Linked DNA regions of Homo sapiens: regions 1, 2, 4, 5 and 6 are each linked to region 3. The links are chromatin contacts, found by Hi-C or POLR2A ChIA-PET in ENCODE. All regions are on one chromosome and are shown on one strand. The core of a region is the stretch at or near the end of the contact, and the rest is flanking DNA. Distances in the headings are between cores, read along the strand shown. Region 1 holds the start of ARL2-SNX15 (ARL2-SNX15 readthrough (NMD candidate)). Region 2 holds the start of ATG2A (autophagy related 2A). Region 3 holds the start of RELA-DT (RELA divergent transcript). Region 4 has its middle 4.9 kb from the start of CD248. Region 5 holds the start of SLC29A2 (solute carrier family 29 member 2). Region 6 holds the start of SYVN1 (synoviolin 1).

What was found. A loop is a pair of places that touch in the nucleus more often than their neighbours do. ChIA-PET counts read pairs that join two places held with the same protein, here RNA polymerase II (POLR2A). Pooled maps may share reads with other maps.
Region 1: a loop to region 3 is called in a map of heart left ventricle, with 7 times the contacts of the local background. The contact joins the promoter of ARL2-SNX15 here to the promoter of RELA-DT in region 3. A Hi-C loop is called at or near these places in 2 of 168 maps with a recorded cell type or tissue (gastrocnemius medialis and heart left ventricle), 4 of 37 single-sample maps with no recorded cell type and 13 of 50 pooled maps. POLR2A ChIA-PET finds 5 or more read pairs at or near these places in 1 of 52 experiments (PC-9).
Region 2: a pooled map shows a loop between it and region 3 (6-fold over the local background). The contact joins the promoter of ATG2A here to the promoter of RELA-DT in region 3. A Hi-C loop is called at or near these places in 8 of 50 pooled maps.
Region 4: a pooled map shows a loop between it and region 3 (5-fold over the local background). The contact joins the enhancer-like site here to the promoter of RELA-DT in region 3. A Hi-C loop is called at or near these places in 6 of 50 pooled maps. POLR2A ChIA-PET finds 5 or more read pairs at or near these places in 2 of 52 experiments (CD8-positive, alpha-beta T cell and naive thymus-derived CD8-positive, alpha-beta T cell).
Region 5: a loop to region 3 is called in a pooled map, with 14 times the contacts of the local background. The contact joins the promoter of SLC29A2 here to the promoter of RELA-DT in region 3. A Hi-C loop is called at or near these places in 5 of 50 pooled maps. POLR2A ChIA-PET finds 5 or more read pairs at or near these places in 2 of 52 experiments (H1 and OCI-LY7).
Region 6: a pooled map shows a loop between it and region 3 (9-fold over the local background). The contact joins the promoter of SYVN1 here to the promoter of RELA-DT in region 3. A Hi-C loop is called at or near these places in 8 of 50 pooled maps. POLR2A ChIA-PET finds 5 or more read pairs at or near these places in 3 of 52 experiments (A549, AG04449 and CD4-positive, alpha-beta T cell).

What each region holds. Positions count from the first base shown.
Region 1 is chr11:65,012,857-65,015,779 of GRCh38, forward strand. ARL2-SNX15 (ARL2-SNX15 readthrough (NMD candidate)) reads left to right here and starts at 1,304. Exons shown (of 11, transcript NR_037650.2): 1 at 1,304-1,416. It overlaps ARL2 (ARF like GTPase 2), which reads left to right and starts at 1,304. Exons shown (of 5, transcript NM_001667.4): 1 at 1,304-1,416. The coding sequence starts at 1,352. RefSeq lists a silencer at 1,151-1,910.
Region 2 is chr11:64,915,870-64,918,672 of GRCh38, forward strand. It overlaps ATG2A (autophagy related 2A), which reads right to left and starts at 1,340. Exons shown (of 41, transcript NM_015104.3): 1 at 1,096-1,340. The coding sequence starts at 1,266. It also overlaps a transcript of PPP2R5B not described here. RefSeq lists a silencer at 1,252-1,561 and an enhancer at 1,612-1,741.
Region 3 is chr11:65,661,440-65,664,255 of GRCh38, forward strand. RELA-DT (RELA divergent transcript) reads left to right here and starts at 1,567. Exons shown (of 4, transcript NR_183625.1): 1 at 1,567-1,709. It overlaps RELA (RELA proto-oncogene, NF-kB subunit), which reads right to left and starts at 1,477. Exons shown (of 11, transcript NM_021975.4): 1 at 1,387-1,477; 2 at 740-766; 3 at 498-649; 4 at 248-396. The coding sequence starts at 1,393. RefSeq lists silencers at 1,164-1,223, 1,284-1,693 and an enhancer at 1,784-1,983.
Region 4 is chr11:66,310,828-66,313,527 of GRCh38, forward strand. No RefSeq gene overlaps it. Among named protein-coding and RNA genes, the nearest start is that of CD248, 4.9 kb to the right of the region's middle. RefSeq lists a silencer at 1,374-1,623. Within about 2 kb of position 1,389, at least 39 of the 41 ENCODE cell types and tissues checked have a DNase peak (open chromatin) inside an H3K27ac peak, as active enhancers do; they include CD8-positive, alpha-beta T cell, where a contact is called at or near this core.
Region 5 is chr11:66,370,392-66,373,136 of GRCh38, forward strand. It overlaps SLC29A2 (solute carrier family 29 member 2), which reads right to left and starts at 1,369. Exons shown (of 12, transcript NM_001532.3): 1 at 1,172-1,369; 2 at 853-934. The coding sequence starts at 1,200. RefSeq lists a silencer at 1,065-1,824.
Region 6 is chr11:65,133,226-65,135,925 of GRCh38, forward strand. SYVN1 (synoviolin 1) reads right to left here and starts at 1,294. Exons shown (of 16, transcript NM_172230.3): 1 at 1,231-1,294; 2 at 245-393; 3 at 1-27. The coding sequence starts at 376. RefSeq lists silencers at 1-73, 1,790-1,973 and enhancers at 675-744, 1,033-1,936, 1,295-1,804.

The sequences.
Region 1 (2,923 bases), core at 54-2,553, 650 kb before region 3:
TGGCGCCCGGCCAGCATTTCCCATTTTGATCTTAGCTGCATTTCGAAGCCTCTGGGTAGGCGATATGCTCACTTTCTTCCTTGTGTGTGTGTGATGGAGGGTAAATGGTGCTGACCGAAGGGTCCCACTCAGGCAGCCTATCTGTTCAGCCCTCCTCTGACCACAAGCCCCTTTCTGCAAGATGGGAAGCTCCAGCTTCTTCCAGACCTCTCTCTAGGCAAACTTCATGGAGGCATGAAGACATTGTGCTTTACCATTTACTAGACCTGAGTTTGAATCTCACCCATGCTCCTTAAACACTCTGGATTCCATTATCATAGCTACGAAAAGAATATAAACCTCTCAGGGTTGCAGGGAGGATGAAGCTGAACACGTGAAGTGCGTTGCAAACAGTTACACAGGAGTTAGCTATTGTCCTCAGCTGGTGCTGACAGCTCTTTCCCAAGCATGAGAGAGGCTCTTCCGTGCTGCCTATCCACACTTACCTGCAGCAATAAGGCTGTCTCCTGAGTTTACAAAAGGGCTTGGTCCTTGACCTATTTCCTCACTTCTTCTGGACTTCTTGAGCGCTAAAGTAAAGAATGAAACTCTTGGACAAAGCCATTCATTCAACAACAAATATTTATTGAGCACCTACTACATGCCAGCCACTGTGCTAAGCACCATCTGGGCCTCAGTTTTTCCATCTGCAAAAGTAGGAACTGTGCTTCTGAACAGGGAAACGCTGGGCCTCTGGGTGGGGGCAGCCTTTGGGGCGGGACTGCAATTCCGTCATTGGAACCCAGGGACGCCCCGCATGTTTCCGAACGGCCTCCAGGGGGCACCGCCGCCCTGAACTGAGAGCCACCGGAGCCGGGTAGGGGGAGGCCCAACTTTCCGCTCTGTCAGAGGATGATGCCGAGGGCCCAGATGAGCAGGATTTGGACTGTGTTGCTGGGAACGGGGGCCTACACTGGCCCCAGGATGAGTTCGTCCGTACCTGGGGGCCCTGGGTTCTGACTCTCAGGTCAGACGCAGCCAAGATGCAACTCAGGAACTTCAAGGTTTCCGCTCCGGCCAAGAGCCCCAGTCCGGCAGGGGAAAGGGTGGGGGAGTCGCCCTTGCTCCCCCAGCCTCAGCCCTCGGGAGGCGCAGCGTCAGGGCGGGCGGCAGCACAGAAACCCCCCGCGCCGCTAGAGGGACCCTCGCAGCAGCTGCGCGGGCGACCTCGCGGTCACGTGCGGCAAGGGCGGGACCAAACGAGCGTCCGGCCAATCGACTATGCCGTCGGCGAGCGTGATAGCCAACAGGAACCGGGAGCGGGGTCCCGGGACTGGGAAGAAACGGCGGCCGGGAGGGGGCTCCGGGGACCATGGGGCTCCTGACCATTCTGAAGAAGATGAAGCAGAAAGAGCGGGAGCTGCGACTGCTCATGCTGTATCCTACCGGACGCCGGAACCGCGAGGGTGGCGGGGTCCAGCCGGGCAGGCGGTGCCGGGCGCCCCCTGTCGGGAGCGGAACGCGGCGGCCGGCGCGTCCCAACTGCCCCTGGCGTCACCACGCGGGCCCCATCAATCGCCCCGTCGGGCCGGGAGGAGCCGCACCCCAGGACTGGGGCAGGGGCCAGCTCCGAGGGCCGCAGAAGCGGTCCTGCAGGCGCAGCGGCGGGGCTAGGCGGCCCGAGTGTCAGGGGTGGTGGGTCCCGGAGATAACTCGGACGCCACCACCCGGCGGCCTGGCCCAAGCGTGGGGCCGCTGCCCTCCCGGCTCTGATCTCCTCCCCCGGGCCCGAGGGTTCCAGGCCCCGGCCCCGCCCTCGAGCTCCGAATCCCGGGGGCGTGCGGGGTGGCGGGTGGCGCGTGTGGGCTCCGCGGATCCTTTCGAGCGTGGATCCAACAGTCCGTCTCTTTGGTGTTACGCGGCCCGTGGTTGTCCCTGCGGCTGAGGATGTGTGTGTGTGGGCCCGAGTGTCCCGTGCGCCCTGTGCGCCTTCTGAGTCCAGTTAGGCGCCCGCACCTGTTCCCCCAGCTCTGTGCCAGGCTCCGCGGGGGAATGGCTGGGGAGATAAGACGCTTACGTGCACATATAACTTAATAATCACATCATGACTGTTTTGTTTTTTGAGACAGGGTCTTGCTCTGTTGCCCTGGCTGGAGTGCAGTGGCACAATCAAGGCTCACCGCAGCCTCCAGCTTCTAGGCTTAAGTGATCCTCCTGCCTCAGCCTCCCAAAACTCTGGGAATATAGGCATGAGCCACGGAGTCCGGCCCATGTCTGTTTTATTTTGTTTTGTTTGAGACGGAGTTTCGCTCTTGTTGCCCAGGCTGGAGTGCAGTGGCACAATCTCAGCTCGCTGCAACCTCCGCCCCCCGAGTTCAAGCAATTCTCCTGCCTCAGCCTCCCAAGTAGCTGGGATTACAGGTGCCCGCCACCACGCCCGGCTATTTTTTTAAATATTGTTAGTAGAGACGGGGTTTCACCTTGTTGGTCAGGCTGTTCTCGAATTCCTGACCTCAAGTGATCCACCCGCCTTGGCCTCCCAAACTGTTGGGATTATGGGCGTGAGCCACTGCGCCGGGCCGCATGTCTGCTTTAAAGAGCTCTAAGAAAAGCATACAGTTCACTCATTTGATAAATATTGAGTGCCTAATATGTGCTAGACACTGTCCTAGTGCCCAGGGTAATAAAACTAAAAAATCTTACCTTCATGGAAATTCTGTAATGCGTGTGTGTGTGTGTGGCGGGGGGGTTGCCCGCGGGTAGAAAGATGATAACACAGGAAGTAAGTAAAATATGTAATAGAGGCTGGGTGCGGTGGCACACACCTGTAACCCTAGCACTTTGGGAGGCTGAGGTGGGAGGTTCGCTTGAGCCCAGGTGTTTGAGACCAGCCTGGGCAACATAGTGAGACTCTGTCTCTATTTATACATATATATATTCTCCA
Region 2 (2,803 bases), core at 90-2,589, 750 kb before region 3:
CAGAGAGGGCTTCCTACACCAGAATTCACAGACAGCAGGCCACTGGGGGGTGCCCCCAGTTCAGGGCCCACGATTATCCTACCCCACATTTGCTCACCAGGGCCTGGCCTACCCCCAAAGCCTAGCTCTTCTGCCCAGATTAGCAGCCCCCTGAGTCCAGCCACAAAACTGAGAAGTCCCTGCCTCCATGCCCACCCCTGCTGCTCTGGACCTGGTGGATCGACCAGGACGCGCCTCTAATTGGTGGCTCCTTCAAAGCTCCCCAGGTCAGCTGAGCTGTGAGTCAGGGCTCCTCACCGTTCCCAGCCTCAAGCCTCTGACCTTACACCTCTTGGCCTCCCTAGCATCTCCCTTGGCCTCCTCCCGGCTTGAAGCCAGATCTCCCCACCTTTCCTCCAGGGCCTCCCTCCAGGCAGGGACACTGAGCCGGGGGGGTCGGTGGGAGATGTAGGTGGGGGCCATCCAGTCCCTCCCTAGACACCCACTTGGCCCATCCCACTCTCCCAAAAGCAGGAAGTAGGCAGCGACCCAGGCACACGAGGTGTTGATCAACACTGGTACTGACGTACTGACGCGGTTGTTGACATACACATCCGGTGGTTTGTTGATCCCACCTACGGGCTCAGGACCGTGGGGTCAAGAGGTCAGGGCACATGATCCACAGGTGTCCTCGCCAGGGCTCCGGACCCCTACCAGCTTCCCCCACCAGCTGCGCAGGCCCAAGTCTGTCACTGCCCTGGCCCAGCTCAGTTCCTACGCTCCCTCCCCAGCCCCTCCTCAGCCCGAGAGCCAACCTCCTTAACTCAGCCCCCAAACTCGACGAGTTTGTCTTGCATTCTCCAGACAGGTGATCTTGCCCTCTCCAGCCTCAGTTTCTCCTCCCGTGGAGACAGAAACCCCTTCCCGCTCAGTTTCTGGCTCTGGTAAGGAACTGAAGAGGCCAGCCGGGGTGCCTCTGACGCCTGGAGAGGGCAAGATTCCCCTGGCCTCTCTACGCCCGGTGCCTGATCCCCCAGCCCGATCCTGCCGCAGGGAGCCTCAGGTCGCTGCGCTCCCACCCTCCGCACCTTCCTGGACTCGGGCCTGGCTCCTCACCCAGATTTCCAGGTGGATGTCTCGCAGGGCAACGCTGCCCTTGTACAGATCGAGGCTGAGCTGGTCCAGGCTGAGGTGCTCTTGGAAGAAGTGACCTAAGTAGTGGTGCAGCAAGTAGCGGCAGACCCGCTCTTTCACACAGTTTGACCATGGCCACAGCCATCGTGACATCTCGGAGACCGCCGGGCCTGGGCCGCCTCCGCTTGCCGCCCGCCGGCGATCCCCGTCCGGCTCCGCTGTTCACTAGAGCCCCCGGCTCGCCCCGCCGCTTCTCTAGGCGCCAGGCCGCGCCTCCGGACGCCCAGCCACGCCCCCTACGCTCACTGTCATTGGCTATTGCAAAGGGCGAGGCCTACTGATTGGCTGCGCGGGGCGGAGCCTTCGGGCGCGAAAAAGGGACTGGGCTCTCTGCATGATATAGGGCTCTCAATCATGATTTACGCTTGCGTAAAGTACTGTGTGGGAGGACCTTTAACCTCCCCTCTACAGGCTCTGGGAAGGCTGTTGCTCCAGGTGCCGGCCCCTCAAAGGAATGCGCATGTGCTGATTCGTCCAACCACTTTAAGTGGTTGGGGAGGATTTAAAGGGACAGTGTCCCATCAAACTTCGTAGAAGCCTTCCCCAGAGGAGTAAACTCAGTGCGCGATCTTAAGCGCGCATCTGTGGAAACAATTAAGTGAGTAAACATTCGCATTTTGCAAAATCTTTTACCATCCTTTATCTCATTGAGCCCTCTTAATAATCGCTCAAGGTAGGGATTATTGCCACCGCTTTACAGGTAAGAAAACAGATTAAGATACGAGAAAGACCCTGCCTCAAAAACAAACAAAAATAAATAAGGGCTCTGAATCCATCACCAAGGAAGGTCTTTTTTCCCCTCCTCACCCCGGAATGCTCAGAGGGAGATTAACTGACCCTCCCTTCTCTCTGCCGTCGGTCAGGCCTTAGGCACCTCTCTGAAATAATAATAGCTTTTCATATCTCTAGTCCTAAAATCAAAGAATGGATTCTGCCTCCTTTAAGCAGGGGGGCATTGTTTTTGTACGGCCTTTGAGCTAAGTATGGTTTTTATGTCTTTTAAATGGTTAGGGGAAAAATCAAAAGAAGAATGAACTTTTCATGGCATGTGAAAAATCATATGAAATTCACATTCCAGTGTTTATACATAACGTTTTAGTGTCACACAGTCTTGCTCATTTGCTTAAGTTCTGCCCCGGGCTGCTTTCTTGCTACAAGAGCAGAATTCAGTACTTGAGACAGAGGCCTGCAAAGCCTAAAATATTTATTTTCTGGCCCTTCACAGAAAAAGTTTGCCAACCGCTGCTCTGTAGGGGGCAGCCACACAAAACCTCTTACATCATGGGCGACTTCAGGAACAGCCATAGGTAATTATGTTTCTTTTCTTTTCTTTTTGAGACAGACTCTCTCTGTCACCTAGGCTGGAGTGCAGTGGCACAATCTTGGCTCACTGCAACCTCTGCCTCCTGGGTTCAAATGATTCTGCTGCCTTGGCCTCCCAGAGTAGCTGGGATTACAGGCATGCACCACCGCACCCAGCTAATTACCGTGTTGGGCAGGCTGGTCTCGAACTCCTGACCTTAGGTGATCAGCCTGCCTTGGCCTCCCAAAGTGTTGGGATTACAGGCACGAGCCACCGTGCCCGGCCTATGTTTCTATTTTATTTATTTTTTTTGAGACAGAGTCTTGC
Region 3 (2,816 bases), core at 317-2,816:
TTCCAGCTACAGGGGTCAGGAATTCAGAAGTGATTAGGGACCCATCCGTATCCCCTGGAACTCATCTGCTAGAGTAAACGTACAAATAGATAATTTCAAGACAAAGGCAGTTTACTTGCAGAGCTGAGTCAGGGCAAGGAGTGAGGAATTCTGCCCTGGGTCCAGAAAGGAGTAACACTGTAGCGGCTACTTCATAGCCCGCCTCCTGTCCCCTCATGCTGGGCCTCCTAGCCTGCAGGGACCTCACCTGTGGATGCAGCGGTCCGGGCAGAGCTCAGCCTCATAGAAGCCATCCCGGCAGTCCTTTCCTACAAGCTCGTGGGGGTGAGGCCGGTGAGGAGGGTCCTTGGTGACCAGGGAGATGCGCACTGTCCCTGGTCCTGTGTAGCCATTGATCTGTCCAAAGTACAGAGGCCCAGACATCCAAACCTGACTCCCAAACACAGAGGGCTGGGGTTCCACAGTCCCTTCCCCGCACACCCTGGCGCAGTGCTGACCTTGATGGTGGGGTGGGTCTTGGTGGTATCTGTGCTCCTCTCGCCTGGGATGCTGCCCGCGGAGCGCCCCTCGCACTTGTAGCGGAAGCGCATGCCCCGCTGCTTGGGCTGCTCAATGATCTCCACATAGGGGCCAGAGGCCTGGGCTGGCTCTGCCAGGGGACACCGCAGCCCCATTAGGCGGCTGCCCCCACTGCCCTACCCCAGGGAGCACCTCCCCGACCGCCGCGGGGGCCACTTACCTGCCGGGAAGATGAGGGGGAACAGTTCTGAAAGGGGAGGGAGATCAGGGTCAGCACACACCCAATGCCCATTCTCACAAGGAGGAATCTGCTCTCCACGGAGAGGAGAAGCCAGGCTCCCTCCCAGGGGAACTGAGTCAGGACCTGCTCCCTAGAACCTGCGGTGAAACTAAGGGGTGGAGGAAAGGAACCAGAAACACCTGCTTCTTGAGGGAAAACGGGGTAAGGAATCCTTCTTCTCCAGAGGGAAGCTGAATCAGGGCCTGTTGTACTTTCTTAAGGAAAATTGAGGGAGGGCACGCCCCACCTCCCTCCAGAGAGGAAACTGAATCAGATGCGTTCTCCCCTAATAGGGAAACGAAGCCAGAGCTGCCCCCATGGACGGTGTGGAGGGAAACTGAGTCAAGGTTCCCTCTGCTCCCCCACCCAGGGAGGATGCTGAGTCAAGGGCCACCCCCTCCACCCAGAGGGGAAACTGAGTCAGACCCCTCCCCGCCTGCCCCGCCCCGCGCCACCATCCGGCAGGCCGACCGCTCCCTGCGCAGCGCCCGTCGGCGCAGGAAGGGGCGGAAAGCGGCGCGGGGGCTCCCGCCACAGCCGCGGCGGCCCCGGCGATGCCACCCCGCGGGGTCAGAGGGCGACCTCACCGTCCATGGCCGGGGTCCCGGGGGCGGGGCCGGGGTCGCAGCTGGGCCCGCGGCGTGCACTACAGACGAGCCATTCGCCAGAGGCGGAAATGCGCCGCGCGGCCCGCCGTCGCGTCACTGCCCGGAATCCGGCCGCGCCTGCGCGCTGCCCCGCCGCCGCCCGGCGCAGGGGCCGGGAGCAAGTGCACGCCGCGCGGAGGACGAAGAGGCTGCACGCACAGCCGCTGCCGGGGGTCGGGGCCAAGTGCGCGCCTCGCCGAGGACGAAGAGGCTGGCGTGCCCGGTGGCTCGGCTAGCTCCCGGGTCCCGGCCCCGCCTGGAGGGTGGGTCCGCCGATTACTCACTTTGTTTTTAGGGGATTTCAGGGCCCCCTCCCGCCGATCGGCGGAGTTTGGTGATGTCACTCTGGGCCGGGTCTGGAGCAAAGCCAGGGCTACTGGGCTGCGGCCGCCCGCCCCGCGCAGGGAAAAGCCCGACCGGGCCTTCTGCTCCGCAGAGGCCGGGTGGTTGAACTCCGCGCGGGTTTCCTAACCGCTAAAGGTGCCTTTCGGTGGTGGCTGTCTCAGAAGCACGTTAAAATGTCCTACCCACCCCAATCTAGATGCGGCTGTGGGGGAATGGGAGCGGCCGGACCTCCCAGCCTGACAGTGCATCAAGAGCTTTGCGGAGCCTACAGCCCGGATGGGACGACTGAGGCCCTCCCGCTGGCGAGCTGGCCGAGGGCTCGTCCCTCTCCAGCTAAAGCGCCAGCTTACGATACAGCCAAACTGCCGGCTCTCATCGGCTGTGGGAGCAGGAGGCCCCCAGGGGTAAATCCCGGAGCCTCGTCTCTGAAGCCTGGCGCTTGTGTCTCAGAAGGTGCGGGACCCACAGGGACACTTGAATCAGCAGGCTCACGACCCCCCACCCCCCTGCCCCCGCCTGTGTTTGCCCTGGACCTCCAGCTAGGGCTGACCACTAATTCTGTCATGTGACCCCACAGTGCAGGTAGCTCCCCCAAGACCAAGCCCAAGGCGCGTCCGTGTGGAGGCTGGGGCTGACGCACCCCCACCCCAGGCCTCATCCCCAAAGGAGGATGCTCCACTGCAGGGGGCGGAGTCTTCTCCAGATGGAGAAAGACTTTTTTATTTTCTCTGAATTCGTCTTAAATTAGGAAATCATGTGGGAATTGGAAAAGATTGGAAATTCTGACTTGTTTCCCAGGCTCTGAAGAAACAGGAAGAGAAAAGTGAAAATAGAGTTAGCACCCCGCCCACTCATTTCAGTTTCTCCAGTGGCTGGCCCTGATTAGAAAAGTGTTTACTTTTGGCAGGGGGCGGGGGAGGCCGACTTCAGGTGACAGAATGGATTAATTAAAATCTTTGGTTAATGATATACAATTATCATTGAACCTTGCATGGATCCTCTTCTTAAAATTCATGTATATTTAT
Region 4 (2,700 bases), core at 139-2,638, 650 kb after region 3:
GGAGGCTGAGGTGGGTGGATCACCTGAGGCGAAGAGTTCGAAACCAGCCTGACCAACATAGTGAAACCCCGTCTGTATTAAAAATACAAAAATTAGCCGGGCGTGGTTGTGGGTGCCTGTAATCCCAGCTACTTGGGAGGCTGCGGCAGGAGAATCGCTTGAACCTGGGAGGCGGAGGTTGCAGTGAGCCGAGATGGCGCTATTGCACTCCAGCCTGAGCAACAAGAGAGAAACTCCGTCTCGAAAAAACAAAAACAAAAACAAAAAACAAAAACAAAAACAAAACAGAAGTGCTTCAAGCATTCACTATTATTATCGTCAGTATTTAGCGCTAAACCCTATTTACATTTGTAATGGCTAGTGCACGAGCATTGGAACCTGGTCTGGAAAGTATCCCTCTCCCCAGGCCTGATTTGCCCGGAGGTGGGTAAGGGCAAGGTTGGCAGCTAAGGCAGGAAGCAAAGGGCCCAACTGGAGCTCAGTGGTGTCAACTCCCTTCCTCCTCAAGGGTTGCTCCCTGTCTGTCCCACTAATGTTTGAAAAATATTTTACTGGGTTCCTAGCCCTGAACTTCAGCGTCTCCTGCCCTCCAGGCTGTTATTTTCAGAGGTAGAGATGAGAGCTGAGATAGGGTCTCCCTTGAGACACTGTCCCTAAAAACTACGACCTTCAGCTCCTAATTGAGGGCTTCCCCGCCCAAACCCACCCCTTCGCAACACAGCCCCCAGGGAAGGTGTCTAGCCTTTGGAGCACTAGGTGGGGGCGGGGGAAACCTGGTCCTAGGAATTCTAGGCCGCCAGATGAGAGGCGATGCTTTCGCCCTCCAGGCGAAAGGATTTGTCGGGGAGAGACAGCAAGAGTTCGACCAGCCAGCCACTTTAGAGATTGTCAGGGGCGCTCAGCTCATAGGGTGGCTCGAGGGCCAGTGCGAAGCTCCCTTAGGGACGAATTTCCACATACGACGAAAGGCATCTGCGAAAGGATGGGCTGTCCCGTGGGGGGAGTCGGCAGATATTTAAGTAACACTAACATTTAACGAATTAAGCAGCTATTTCTATTTACTGAGCAATTAGTACGCTTTGAGAGAGAGGCCCTACCGAGGCCTCGCGGTGGCTGTAAGTCCGTGGGGCCGAGGCCAGGTGGCGCCAAAGGCCCATCGACGCCATCTGCCCGGCTGTCCGGGCCCAGTCTCCGGGCTCGCCCAGAGAACCCGAAATCTGGACAAACGGAAACCGTAGGTGGAGGAAGAAGAGGGCTCCAGGGCCAGGTTCAAGGGCATCGTGGTGAGAGATGAGGGGTTCGGAGGACTGGTGGATCTGGGCATATCGCGAAGGTGGTAAGGGACCCAGGGGTGGAGTGGGCGGTGCTTGCGCCAAGAGGGTGAGCCTGAGTGTGGGCGGGGCGTGCGATAAGAGGCTCGCTCGGTAGCGCTCTTCGCAGAGCCGTATTTGTGCGCTACGCCGCAGCCAGGGCGCTCTGGGTGGGCGGGACTCCAGGGCCCCCAGGGGCGTGGCTTGCATCTTTCGTGGGCGGCCCCGGGGGCGGGGCTCCGTGTAGGTGAACCGCTACCTCCGCTCGATGTGTGAGGTGTGACAGTCCTACGAGGGCGCAGTTCTTCCACTTTTGTGAGCTTGAGAGGGGGCGGAGCTTGTAGCTGGGGACGGAGCCTGAAGAGGAGGTTGAGGGGAACTTCACACGTTTCCCTGGAGGGCGGAGTTTACATCATCCCCCAACAGAGTTAAGACCTCTGAGGGATTCCCTGCAGTGTCCAGGGCTCTGTGAGGCGAAGCTTGCAGTTGTGTTGGGCGGGGCCTGTAGCGCCGCGTGAAGAGAATGTGTAAACTCGGGGCGAAGTTCATACCTCCTAGAAGCCGAGACTAATAGTTCCGCCAATCTGCGCGCGCCGAGCGGAGGAGGTGGGGCTTGTAGGTTGTGGGCGGGGGACTGGGCGGGGCCAAGAGGGCAGGGGGCGGGCACAATCGCTGCTGGAATCTTTGAGTTGGCAGGGGCGGGGCTTGTGGCTTTGTGGGCGGGGCCTCTGGAGAGCTCCCGGGGGCTCTCTTCTGTTCTGCAGCGAGTAGGCGTGGCTCGTAGCTCCCAGGTCCGGGCTGATACCGCTGGAGTATGCAGTTCGCCGCCGCGCCCGAATGAGGCGGGGCCTGCGAGTAAGTGGGCTGAGCCCGGGCTGGGCGCAGGCCGGGGCTCTGCCCTGGGAGGCCGTCTGTTTAGGCCCGCACGCAGCTCCGCATCTGGTGCTCATTACCAGATGACAAAGAGCCGGCTCTGGGCCCCCTTCCCCACTCCCATCCCCCGCCTCCGACTGCAGTGTATTTAACTGTTTCCTGCCCTCGAGGCGCTCTAGATCCCTACCCGAGGTCACGGAGGGGACTCCAGACCATCCCGTCTCTGCAGGCCTTGTCGCTCCCCAGGCTTCCTCACCTCCTTCCCAGACTCAGCCGTCTGGGCCGCCTCGCAACCCTCATTGGCATCCAGCAAACCTGCCCGACGGCGTCTCCGAGGTTAAAGCTGTGCAGGATCTGGCGGGGACGTCTGGTTTGAGTTAGGGGAACGTGAGAGCGGGGACCGGGGGCGGTGCGTAGCGTTCCCTCCGCCCCCTCCGCGACCCCCTGGTTCATCCCCAGCTCCGGCCCCTCCTTTCCTGGTTCCCTGGGGCCCAGCTCAGCCTTCCAGCTCAGGTCC
Region 5 (2,745 bases), core at 119-2,618, 710 kb after region 3:
AGCACAGAGCCAGTACCCAAGAAGCATTTGCAAAGTTGTTGCAGTGAATACAGATGAATAACCCGGTCCCAAAGACAATGCAAACCCCACATTTCTGCCTTCCCTGAAGAGCCTCCCTGCTGTTTCCTCCTGTGTCCCCAGTGCCTGCTCCACAGTAGATGCACATTAAAAGTTTGTTGAATGAGGCTGGGCACGGTGGCTCACGCCTGTAATCCCAGCACTTTGGGAGGCCGAGGCGGGAGGATCACGAGGTCAGGAGATCGAGACCATCCTGGCTAACACGGTGAAACCCCGTCTCTACTAAAAATACAAAAAAAAATAGCCGCGCGTGGCGGCGGGCGCCTGTAGTCCCAGCTACTCGGGAGGGTGAGGCAGGAGAATGGCGTGAACCCGGGAGGCGGAGCTTGCAGTGAGCCGAGATGGCGCCACTGCACTCCAGCCTGGGCGAAAGAGCCAGACTCTGTCTCAAAAAAAAAAAAAAAAAAAAAGTTTGTTGAATGAATGAGTGAATGAATGAAATTCATGGTATTTCAAAGAAAATCAAACGTTCGATAACCGACTTTTGGGGTGACTGACTCAGGAATAACGACACACAGAGAGGGGTGGCAGCGCCTTTGCTCATTCCAGACCCTGTGGGCTGGTGGCCTTGCCCCTCTGAGATGTGGGCATTGCTGAAGTTCTACTTTCCTAGCCACGGGGGAAGCATTCCCCTCTCCGAGCTTCAGCCCATAATGAGCTCAACGAGGGGTCACAGGTGCGCGGTGAGGAAGCGCCCGCTAAGCTTCATCCAAAGGGCTGGAGGGAGGGGTGCTGGCTGTGGCCACGAGGCTGCCACGCCGCCAGGAGTCTCACCGGGATGGCGGTGATGAAGAAGTTCCAGGGAAGGAGGGTGCCCAGCCCCAGGATGAAGAAGCTGATCCCGACCAGGTGGTAGCTGTGGGGATCGGTGGGAAGGTCACCCCGAGGACGCACCCGCCTCCGCAGGCCCTCCCGCCTCCCAGGCCACCCCCTCCGGAGCGGACTACAACCCCGATCACCCCGGTTCCGGCGGCCGAGGGAGTCGGCTGATGGGAATTGTAGTTCGATCCGGTCTTCTCTGAGCCTCGGAGCGCCTTCAGGGAGCGGGTCTGCAACGCCCCCGGCCACTTGCAACGCACCCGGGCCCACTCACCTGTCCCGCGGGGCGTCTCCTCGCGCCATGGCCGCCGCGGCGGATGCGCCTGGGGTGAAAGGGGCAGAGAAGCCGCACCTGCACCTGCGCTGGGGCGGAGGGCCGCAGACCGGTGGGGCGGGGGGCGGGTCTCCCCAGATTCCGGTGCAGGGCGGCTGGAGTCGCACAGGTAGCCTCGGGCGGATTTCGGCGTGTCTCGCGCTCCGCAGGCTGGGACCTGGGCTCCGCCCCGAGGCGGGGACAGAGGGTCGCGCCACCCGTCTCTCCTTCCCCCACCCGCCTCAGGGACTCGACTCTGGCTCGGGCCCCGCCCCACCTAGGGGCCTGCGGAACCCGCCCGCTCCCCGCACAGCCCCTCCCCGCAGCCCCCCGTCCTCTCCGCGGGGGCGGGTCCCGGATCCCTGCGGCGGAGGGGAAGGCGGGGGTAGGGACGAGGTGTAACCTCACCTCCACCCCCCGCCGAGAGCTCTGTAGGGGCAGCACTGGTGCGGGGCTCTTCCCGCTTCGTCAGCTCCGAGGTGATGCCAGAGCCGCTCCTGCGACCCCTAAAGCTGGAACCCACCGGGGCGCCCCCTAACTAGGGAGCCGCTGCGGAGTCCCCGCCCAGAGCGTAACCCGAGCCGGGCCCGGGCGGGGGAACCAGAGCTGCCACAGGTCGCCCGCGATCCTGGCGGGCTTCGCCGCGCTGGGTCCCCGGGAGTGCCTGGAAAAAAACAGCATTACTTTCAACTCCCTACTCTTTTTCTGTTAAAAAAAAAAATTTGAAAAGACTATAAATCATTAATTTGCTCCTACTCTCATAATCTACGAATAGGTGTGGGTTCTCTGCAATCCCCGGGCGTATCGGGGACGCTGGAGAAGTGAGAGGCTCCAAAACACAAACTAGTTTTTTTGAGACTGAGTGTCGCTCTGTCGCCCAGGCGGAAGTGCAGTGGCGTGATCTTGGCTCACTGCAACCTCCCCCTCCCAGGCAGGTTCAAGCGATTCTGGTGCCTCAGCCTCAGGAGTAGCTGGGACTACAGGCGCATGCCACCACGTCCGGTTAATTTTTGTATTTTTAGTAGAAACGGGGCTTCACCAGCTCTACTGAAGAGGTGGCCAGTCTAGTCTCGAACTCATCTTTTGACCAGGCTGGTCTCGAACTCTTGACCTCAGGTGATCCGCCCGCATCGGCCTCCCAAAATGTTGCTATTACAGGCGTGAGCCACCACGCCCGGCCACAAACTATTTTCTTAAGCAATGACATTTTATAGCCATTCCCAGGTTGCTTATGTTTTTCCTCCAGCCGACTGAGAGTCTGTAGGGGCAGAGGCTGTGCTTATCTGGTCCATTGGTTTACTGGCAGCATCTAGCGCCGTTGAGTGATAAATGGGTGGTTGCAGTAAAATGCAGGTGATTTTAGGGAGAACAGAGACAGCATTAAATTACACCGAAAGAGAAAGTTATTCTTCCCATTTTCTTTCAAGCCTCTGAATATGTCAAGGGTGTTAACAGGTTGCTAACACTTCTTAATCTGCCTTCCCATCCCTTCCCCTCAGTTAGCCTCAGAGGGTCTGCTGACAATTTTATCAAAA
Region 6 (2,700 bases), core at 44-2,543, 530 kb before region 3:
AAGGACAAAGGCCTGGATGTACAGGACCTAGGAGTGGGGAGAGGCTGTGGTTTGAGGTCACTTTCTGCTTTCCTCTCCTTGGGACTCATCATGCAGGATCCTCCACATCCTCATCACAGTTTATTCAAAGTTAGGCAGCTGGCGGCTACTTCCCTACTTACCTGACCTCTAGCCCCGCCCCTTGCCCAGGCAGACTCCTCCTTCCCTCCCAGGGAGTTCCTCCCTCCCTGAGCCCTGAACTCACTGCCATGCTGGGGCTGGACTTGGTCAGGTACACCACAGTGGGGTAGAACTGGTGTTTGAGGTAGTAGGCGTGAGCCACCACAGCCCCGGTCAGCGCCAGGCTGGCCGCCATCATCACTGCCGTGCGGAACATTGCCCTGGCCCGGAGACCTGCATGGGGCAAGAAAATAACTTATGTGATGCTCGTGCTGTGCAAAATAGCCCGGTGCCTGGCACAGCCTCAATTCATAGGAGAAAGTGGGGGGGAAATCACATTTCGCCCTCGAAATCATCAGACAAAGAATAGCTTACGCTACCCCATTTTACAAATTAGACTCGAAGGGGTTAAGTGATCACACTGACGCAAGGCCTGGAACCTGGGTCAGTCTTGCTTCAAATCTAGGGCTCTTTCCACGCTGCCTGCCAAGCCGCCTCCTCTAGGGAGGTGATGAGGAAAAGCTGCAATGTTGGAGGAGGGGGAGCTGCACCGCTGACCCTCCGGTGGAGAAGATGGGGTGGGAGGCAACAGCAGAAATCTGCTCCAGGGGCGGGAATGCGCAGCCAGGGCTGAGAGCAGCCAAGGCACAGAGGATAGCAGGCTGGGCAGGCGACAGCGCCGGTGACAGCTGTGTTAGGGTGGGCAGTTCGGACGCCCGCCCTGCGGGAGCGGGCGGGGAACGTCAGCCTGGAATCCTGGGGTCCCCCGACCCCCGGAGTAGTGTCAACTCAGAGCACCACAAAAACAGCGGGACGGGAGAGAGCAGCAGCGGGACGGGAGGAGCCGGGTCGCCCTCGCGGCCGCGCACCTGTGAGCACCAGGAGTTGCGGGCGTCGCAGGCAGGGCCCAGGCTTGAGCAAAGCGGCCGCACCGGCGTCTGAGGTCTCCGGCCAGCTGACAGGCCGAAAGCGTGCGGCGGGGCTGAGGGGCGTGCCGACTCCGGAGACCTCAAGGGGAAGGTTCGGGTCCCGACCCCAACCACAACTCGGGCCAGACTTCGCCCCACTCACCAGGAACCCAGCGCCGCGAGCCCGCTCAATCCGCGCGACTGCGGCTGCCCCTCCGGTTAACAACACTCCCCACCCCCTGCGAACCGGAACTTCGGGGGTCAGACACCTCACTTCCGGCGGCGCGGGGCGCGGCGTGGGTCGTACCAAGTGCGTCCTGCCCTGGCTCGCACTGCGCCCTACGTGGGCCCATAGCAATGGTGTCACCACCGTATCTGGGGTGATGTCTACGGGGAAGGGCTGGGCAAGAGGTCCGAGAGGTGGTCGGAAGGTAATAAGGCAACAGGGGGGAGTCGGAGGTCCCCCTATTATTTATTAGTCACAGATGGTATGGCTCCTGCGCTGAGTGGCCTCCTCGGACTGGGGGACTCGGCCCCGCGAGCAGCTGGGAAGGGGAGCCGCTTGCGGGCTGTACCACCTGGAGCGGGGAGTAGGCCAGGGACAGACTATACAAGCCTGAGGGGAATGAAATGTTTTCTTAAACATTTAGGGAGAGTCACAACAGTTTGACAAATACGGTGCTCTCTGAGAGAACTGGATGCGGAAAACAAAAATTTGTCTTCTCCATGATCACCCCCACAAGTTGTGTGGGAGTGAGTTGGGTCCCGTGGCTGCCACTGATTGGTTGCGATAAGTTACGCGGCCCAATAAGAAAAAGAATGTACCTTTGCTGGCCTATAGAAAGGGGAAAGCAGGTGAGTGGTTGTTAGGGGCGGACAGCTGCGTTGCCTAGGCCCTGGTCCCGCTCCAGTTGGCTGAGAGTAGGGAAAGCTCAGTCCTTGGGCGAGTGATCCCTGGCTGGCCTCCGGGAACGTTTGCCGCGCCAGGACAGGGAGGGACAACCAGGTGTACCCGAGACTGGGAGATTAATTCCTGCTAATCTTGGGACGGAAGTGTTCTGTTTGTTCAAAGGAATTGACTTCAGCGTCGCAGGCCTGCCCGCATCTCAGTGTCTGATTTTGCTGCCCATGTGTTGTTCAGCTCTGAGCCATAAGCAAGACCCCCACTGGTCCTGGGCTGCACTGTATTTTAGTTCGTGTCTGGGTCGCAGCCAACTAAGCCTGCTGATTAACAAAATGGAGCTAATGCATCCACTTTGTGCCTTGCGTTTTCCTCCGTCATCTCATTTAATCATCAATCACTAAGGTTTATGAGCTAGGGGGTGCTACCCCCTCCCCCGAAACGTGGGGCAATTGAAATTCAAAGGCTTACCAAAACCTGTCCTAGGATTGGCGCCAGGTCTGTCTGCCTCTAAATCTCTGTGCTGTTGGTCTCAGCCATCTTCCCTGCCACCTGTTGACTTGACAGTTTCAGCTTATAACCAGTCAGAGTTGGCTTCCCCGTAAGGCCACGTATAACTTTTTTTCCCCCTTTTCTTTTTATTTATTTATTTATTAATTTTTGCGACAGGGTCTTGCTCTGTCGCCCAGGCTGGAGTGCATTGGCGCCATCAGGGCTCATTGCAGCCTCGAC